Regions from separate parts of the Homo sapiens genome. Here region 2 is linked to region 1. A link is a loop called in an ENCODE intact Hi-C map of the cell type or tissue named here. Cell type or tissue: heart right ventricle. All regions are shown on one strand.

Evidence for each region. A loop is a pair of places that touch in the nucleus more often than their neighbours do. Peaks named below come from ENCODE experiments on the same cell type or tissue, not always from the same donor. Only the 100,000 strongest peaks of a DNase experiment are listed, where the experiment ranks them.
Region 2: it touches region 1 in a loop (2.7-fold over the local background); 2 of 110 quality-filtered maps call a loop at or near these places.

What each region holds. Positions count from the first base shown.
Region 1 is chr13:76,901,838-76,905,837 of GRCh38, reverse strand. No RefSeq gene overlaps it. Among named protein-coding and RNA genes, the nearest start is that of KCTD12, 17 kb to the right of the region's middle. In heart right ventricle, a CTCF peak has its summit at 2,087 (motif pointing right); a DNase peak (open chromatin) is centred at 2,067.
Region 2 is chr13:76,208,929-76,212,928 of GRCh38, reverse strand. No RefSeq gene overlaps it. Among named protein-coding and RNA genes, the nearest start is that of LINC00561, 280 kb to the right of the region's middle. In heart right ventricle, no CTCF peak of the experiment used is centred here; a DNase peak (open chromatin) is centred at 2,457.

The DNA.
Region 1 (4,000 bases):
ATTTGCAAAGGTGAAGGAATTTTGCAGCTGTAATTAAAGTTCCTAAGCAGTTGACTTTGAGTTCCTCAAAAGAGAAATTATCCTGGGTAAGCCTGAGCTAATCAGGTGAGCCATTTAAAAGAGCACTGACACCTTCTCTGAAATCAGAGGCTGTAAGCAGCAGAGACTCCTTTTCTCTGTTGCTACCTTTGAAGAAACAAGACCACACGAATTTTACAGCTGCAAGGAAATAAATTCTGCCAACAGCCTGAGAGATCCTGGAAGCAGATTCTTCCCTAGTTTCTAGATGAGAATGCAGTCCATTAAACACCTTGATTTTAGCCTTGTGAGACCACCTAACTAAGCCATATGCAGAATCTTGACCTATGGAAACTGTGAGATAAAAAACTGTTTTTTAAGCTGTTAGGTTTGTACTAAGTTGTTATGCAGCATAGAAAACTAATACATCCGTATTCATGTTGTTGCCATGACAGTCCAGGAATGCCTGCCCCCAAGCTTCTTTTATATAGGCAAGAATTAAATTTCTCACTTCTTTAAGCCATTGTGATTTTCAGTTTTCATTTATAGTCAGTTGAACCCAACCTTAACTGATTCATGGCATAATGAAGAAGGATTTATGGAAGATGAATTATTTGTAGTTGATCTTGAAAAGTACCTATAGTTTCAGAAGGTGGAAACTGGCATGGCTGGAGGCAGAAAATAATTTTTATAGGGCAGAATGAATAAGGGAAAGTACTGGGTGTTTTGAAGAAATAAAGAATAATTCAGTTTCACTAGGTTGAGTGAAATTAGGCTGGAAAAGGAGTTTAGAGCCAAACAACACATCCAAAAAGAGTTTGGGGATTATTTTTTAAGCAATGGAGAGCAATGAGGATTTTCTGACCAGGGTGATATTATAGCATGATCAGAACTATGCCTTATTTTAAAAATGCAACATGAGTCAGTCCTCTTTAGGCTGCAAAAACATATCTCAAAGTAGATTTTATCTTAAGGAGGCTTATGGGGAGAACACTGGGGAAGAGCAACAGGAACCAGAAGGTTAGGGACCTTGTTATTACACACTTATTGCTGCAGAGAATGAGCATCACCCCTAACCGCCGCCCACCAAAGGGGAAAGAAGGGACTTCCCTGCCAGTTCTGGTAAAGATAGCATTGCTGGAAGCTGCACTTTGGTTGAGCAACCTTGGAATAATCCCAAGAGCCAAGGGGTGGGATACAGTGATTGGCCTGGGCCTGGCCTAGGTGTGTGTGCATGTGGGATGTCTGCTAATAGATAAAGGAGCATGGGAAATAAAAACAAAATGATTATTGGTGCAATTTGAATTTCACAACTCTGTCTTTTTACATCAAAGTCTCAAGGACAGACGATACACTCATTTACACCCCCACTAAGAGAGTAACATTTTAGTTGAATTGACATTTAATTTAGGAGTTGAAATATACACTAAAGGTTATTCATAGTTTTTAAAAAATTTGTTCCTTCTTACCACTATCAACATCAACTAAACTATTAGCTATATAATTGAAACTAGTTTCCACTATAAAAGTTTTTAGTGCTTATTTATTTACTGCAGGTCCAAGTTTATAAAACACTGTGTTATACTTACGGCATCTCTCACTTGAAGAAAAGGGAATTTCAGAGTAGCTATTTACAGGTACTTACAAGTTTCTGAAATAATCTAAGTGAAATACTGACTTCTTATTTATGAACCCAACACTCTTTTGCTCAAATGTATTAGTAGACTTAGATACATAATTGTTAAATAAAATCTCAGGCTATCTGAGAAACATACTGCTTTAACCGGTACATTTTACCAAGCATACTTCAAGTACTACCTGTGACATGTTTGAAAAGTTTAGGATCTTTTCACAAATTCCTGGATATATTGATCATGTATACATTTTTCTTTGGAAATATTCAAGCACATAAAGCTGACTCCAAATCTTTAATAGACACACTAAAACACCTATCTCAGGAATCAAAGATGCAGCATTTAAAATGCCACAAATGACGTTTCAACAAATGAGGATGAAGTACTTGGAAGACTTCCAGTCAGCTCCCTGGTGGGTGTAGCTGCTGCGTTTCACCACTAGGTGCTACTCTTCCTCCATCACATGTTGAATCTGTAGTCTCAAATGCAAAGTGGATGCAAAGTCAACCTAGTTCCTTATCTCCTGGCTCCCATTTAAACATAAAATATGATTTTATTTCCTGTATTTACTCATTATTATAATAGAGTATTTTTAGAGTGGTTGGCTAAGCACTTAACACTTAGGAAGTGAAATTTATGTCTGCTTTCTATAGTATTACCCCGTGCCGCATGTCAGAAAACTAAAGATTATCAATACCCCAGTTGCTATTATTAATAGAGATTATCAATACCCCATTTGCTATTAACCCAGTTTCTATTACCTAAGGAAGGGTCATAATCTCATTAAAAAATTATTGATATGCCCATGATTTTCCCTGAAAAGGTAGCATATTGTACATGTAAATTACATGCATCTCACATGTAATTTTACATGTGAGATAACAAATCTAAAATTCTAAATTATTAGTTATTGTTACTAATCACCCAATGGTATTATTGATACAGTGTACATCTATGAAAGAGGCAAGGTATGGGATCTTTTTATAGTCCCATGCTAAATGTTTAAGATAGATGGTAGGCAGCTGAGCGATAAAGATCCCTGTTTGTTTAACTTGCCTGGAAGCATTTCTCTATCCTCTGCTTGTGAACACATAGTAAAAAATTTTTGAAGATAAAGAGACAAACTACTTTCATATGTACATCCACTGGGCCCTTTGGAGAGGAGATTTATACATTTTCCTAAGGCATCTGACTTTCACGCACCAATTCTAAATCATTGAGACTTTTAACTAACTTTTATTTTCCCAATGGATAAAACATATGAGACAAGAAACAACTAAAAGTTAAATAAACTGATTTAAAAATCAAAAGCAGCCAGCAGACCAAATTGATGCTTAGAACACATTATTCATTCCTTTCTTCCCTTCAATTCAGCCATCCAGTTTGATTATTCAGTCACTGATATTCATCCATTTATTCATTGATCAAACTTTTCTTGAGTAAGCTCATGTATTTCAGATGCAGAAAGGAAATGAAATGGTATCTATTTTGTGGAAGCTTGAAGTTTAGAGTAAAGGGGGAGCTGGTGAGGAAGAGAGCTGGTCGTACGTATATACAGAAACTTGACACAGTGGTAGCTCATGGGTTTGTCTTTCATTTAGGGGTGATGATAGATATGAATATAAGGATCTCTGGATGATTTTAATGCACCTTGAAGCTAAGTAGACAAAAATGTTTCACCGTCTGAATAGATGTGTTGCTAAACCTACTGATGACTTTGCTATCCATTGCCTGTTAGCCCTCCAGGTAAAATGCTCCCCTCTGCTGACCTTCGTTATGCTATTGCAGCTGGATGTGGCCACAAGACTAAGTTTTGTCCTTTTGATGTGACAGTGTTGGGCAGGACTTCCGGGACAGGTGGGTTGCCAGGTGTTGCCCGCTTTCCTCTTGACCATCAGCACATGCCATAACTGTGACTGGTGAGATCTATTCCCTTTCATTCTAATTGGGTCAGGGGAAATGTGGGAATAAAACCAACACTTAGTTTTTGTTTTACTCGTATCTGTCGAGTCTAGTTTCCAACTTAAGGACCCATTCTGATGATAGAAACAAGAACCTGCTTCTCAACTTTGGAATTAGGAAATTAGTCTTCAGCCAGACAGAAATAGATAGAAATGACATAATGATTAAATCTAGCAATTTGACATCCTTAACACAAGCAAGAGTACAAGTCACCAATAAAGGTTACCTTTGAAGGTCAAAAGAGAATTTAAGTGAAAGGTGTATTGATCAATCCAGGAGAAGCTGAAAAGGCTCTGTTCTCACAGTGGACTCTAAGCTACAGGATTCAGACGTGTGTTGTTAATAAAGGAGGTTAAAGTGGTAGTGAGACAGAGACAGCTAAGGCT
Region 2 (4,000 bases), 690 kb after region 1:
ACAGGATGATTTGTTGTTCTCTGCTACCACATCTTCAGCTGTTTTTGTGGATGAAGAATGGAACGCCAAGAGTTGAAAGGGAAAATTATTACTGATATTTAAGGCACAAGGGGCAACCTCATGATATCCTTGAAACCACAAGAATCACTTCCTATGAGTTAACAGGAGAACATTGAATCGACTTGCAAGTTGCTTTTTAGATATGCTTTCTATCCTGTTAGTTGCATGGCCTATTGCAATGGCCCAGAATTAGCCTGCATATATCATAAAGGTGCCTCCAGTTGGCCATATATATATAGTATAGAATACATTTATTGATTATCTTCTGATGCTCTCATTCCCCTACTAGACTCTTCCAGGAAATGGTCCAAGTCTTGCTTATCTTTGAATCTTTAACTCAGTTCCTGGCAAACAGTAAATCTCGATTTGAATTCAATTGAAATTACAGGTAATCTAAGGTGAACTATGAAATAAACTTATAAGTAGTATTTTTCAAAGAAATTCTTAGTAACTAATTGCTTAAAGGCAAATGATTTGGCTTTTTCTTCATTTTTTTGCCTTTTACTCTAGAGAGGCTGACACCTACCCTACCCAGCAAGCATAATGTTAATTTTCACTTCCTGTCTTTCCCTCATATTTTCACCCCTATAGAAGAGACTCTGTAAGGCATTTTATAATTAATTTGTTAATTGTCTATTTTATTGATAAAGTAATTTTGCAAAGAAGAATGCTTTATACATATTCTCAAATGTAAGGTAATCTATATAATCTTTTTACTGTTTGACTTTTTATGAGATCAGTAAGATGGTAGTAAAGAGGTAAATTTTTACACTGGTTATATTTAATCATAATCAAACCTCTATGACAAAAATGATATTGTGTATTATTTATTTTTTTGCATCAGGAATTACTTCAAAATGTAGCAGATTAAAATAATAAATACTTATTGTCTCATACAGTTTCTGAGAGTCAGGGATCCAGGAATTAGATGAGTATTTCTGGTGTAGAGTTTCACATTAATATAGAGTCAAGATGGTGGCCAAGACTGCAGTCATCTGAAGGCTTGACTGGGGCTGGAGAATCTGCTTCCCTAGAATGCTCATTCTCTGTCCCAAGAATGCTCACTCACTGTGGCTGGAAACCTCAATTCTTTGCTGGATGTTGACCAAAGGCCCCAGTTTCTTACCATGTGGATCTTTGATGGTAAGAAAGGTCCTCATGACATGGTATCTAACTTCCCTGATAGCACATGATCAAAGAGAGAAGAAATGAGAGACACACAGACAGACAGAGAGAGAAAAGCCCCAACCATAGTGCCTTTTATGATCCAGTCTTCAGAACTACACTGCCATTTCTGCCACATTTTATTCATTAAATATAAGTCAGTAAGCACAGCCCACACTCAAAGGGAAATAATCAAGTTCCACCTGTTGAAAGGAGGCGTAGCTAAGAATATGTGCACATATTTTAACTCCACAACCATGGGTTTACAACTTTAACTGAACAAACACTTCTTTCAAAAAGAAACATTCTAACAAATGTAGTTTTTCATAATTACTTATATTCTCAAGACTACAATTCAACAGAAGACAGAATGATTACAACACACATCTCTGAATAATATAGAATGCTATGTTTCTCTTAGTAATCAGATTTATCCAGAAAGTTAACTCTATTATGACAAGATTCAGAATGATATAGATTTAACTTACATTAATGGTAATTGATGTGTAAATGTCAACAAGTGAAATGGCAAGTACAATGTCCTGGATATAGTAAGTAGGGTTTAAGTGAGAAATGAGTAGCTGAAGCAGTGAGTGGTGAAAAAGAGTAGTGATAAGTAAAAATGAGAACAGATCATTATAAGTGGGTCAGATGATACAGATCTTGTAAGCTACGTAAGGACTTGAAATATTACTTTATGAATGGTGGACCCTGAGTGGTTTGGGGCAAGGTGTGGCCTAATCTGATGTATTTTTAAAAATCCCTCTTGATGCTATGTGGAAAATTGACTATAATAGTTTAAATGGAGAAACAGGAAGGCAAGTTAGGAGACCATTGCAAAACTCAGGCTTGGACAAGTGTACTAGTTGTATACTTACTAGCCTGCAGTGTAGGTAATTTAAATCTGACTACCTTTTCAAAGTGGAGCCAAAAAGATCTGTTGATGGAGTAGATGTGAGTTATAAGAAAAAGTAATGATAGTTTTGACCACAGACATTGAAATATTGGTGAATCCATTTCCTGGTATGGAGAAAATTATAGGCAGATCAGATTTGGAAAGGAAAAGCAAAAGGTTGTTCAGAATAAATTAAATTTTATATGCATAATAGAAATATTACCAGTTGAGATAAACTATGATGAAGAACCAACAATCCCAAAGTACCATTGGCTTAGTAAGACAATTTATTACTCACTCTTGCTTCAAATCCTCCAGGGTTGGCAGCAGGCCATACCCACTTCAGTCACTCAGAGAGCCAATCTGATGCAGGCTGTCTGTAGACACATGCTTCCCCAATAGACAGCAAAGACAGGAACAGGAATGTGGCCATTACACTGTGGCTCTTTAAGGTTTCTCACGTACATAACATAAAATACTTTCCTGGCTAACAACATGGGTATGAGGGTTCTGAGAAATGCAATTGTACCATGTACCAAAGGTAGGAGAGTATTTATGAACAACCTTAACAATCTCCAGAATATCTAAGCAGAGATGTTAATTAAGCTGATGGACACTTGAAATCTAGAATCCAGGAGAGAGGTTGGACAGGAAATAAATATTTGTGATTGGTTGGCATGTAGACAATATTTAAACTTATGACACAGCTGACATCACCAAGGCAGTGAGATACTAGGATTGAGACCTCACAATATCCAGAAGTAGGAATAGGAATTCGGTGAGGAAGTTGGGTGAGGGGTGAAGTGGGAATAGAACCAAAAATATTCAGTATTTGCTTACAAATGCAAGTAACTTTCTATATTTGTTTGAAATAAAAAGTAGAGATTTTTGTCTGGTCATGTGTGTTTTCTCTGTTAAATAAGAAGCAGTTATCAGCTGAAAACAAGAATGAGGAGAATGTAGTGAAGTTTAAAGAAAAGAGAAAAGGTAAGTACTACTATTCATCTATAAGAGTGGCAGTATGGCTTCCATGGGGAAATGGAGAGGAATTTTTAGGCAACACTGGAGGCGTATTTGAGGTTAGACATCATGAGTTTAAAAATCTGTCCACACAGGCCGGGAGCAATGGCTCACACCTGTAATCCCAGCACTTTGGGAAGCCAAGGTGGGCAGATCACTTGTGGTCAAGAGTTTGAGACCAGCCTGACCAACATGGCAAAACCTTGTCTCTACTAAAATACAAAAAAATTAGCCAGGCGTCGTGGTGCACGCCTATAATCCCAGCTACTCAGGAGGCTGAGGAAGAAGAATCTCTTGAACCCTGGAAGTGGAGGTTGCAGTGAGCTGAGATTGCACCACTGCACTCCAGCCTGCACGATGGAAGCGAGACTCCATCTCAAAAAAAAAAAAAAAAAACCTCTCTCTGCAAATTAGCTATGTGATCTCACCATGATCACCTGCTAAGGTTCATGTGAAGAGTAAAGGCCATATATTTTTGTGTGGGTTTGTGTTTGCCAATACACTATGCAGGGAAAGGAAGAAGTAGTTGAGAGTATATATGAAAATGATTGTTACGACTGCCCATGGAACTTAAACTGAGTAAGCTGGGAAGTGAACATTTGAGGAGGGTGGGGAGGCAATGAAAAGTGGGGCAGGAGCAATAGTTTATGGAAAGATCCTGGAGAATTTGAGAAATCCTTAAAGTTGGGGCACTGAAGAAAGTTAGAAGCGTAAGATGTATTCACTATAGATTGGTAAGGTCTAGACTAAATCATGGGAGTGGATGTCTCAGAACGGAGGACAAGATCTTTGGAGGAAACTGTCAAAGACATGGAAGCCAATGTATTAGAGGAATCATTAGTGTAAAGGAGAATGTCAGTG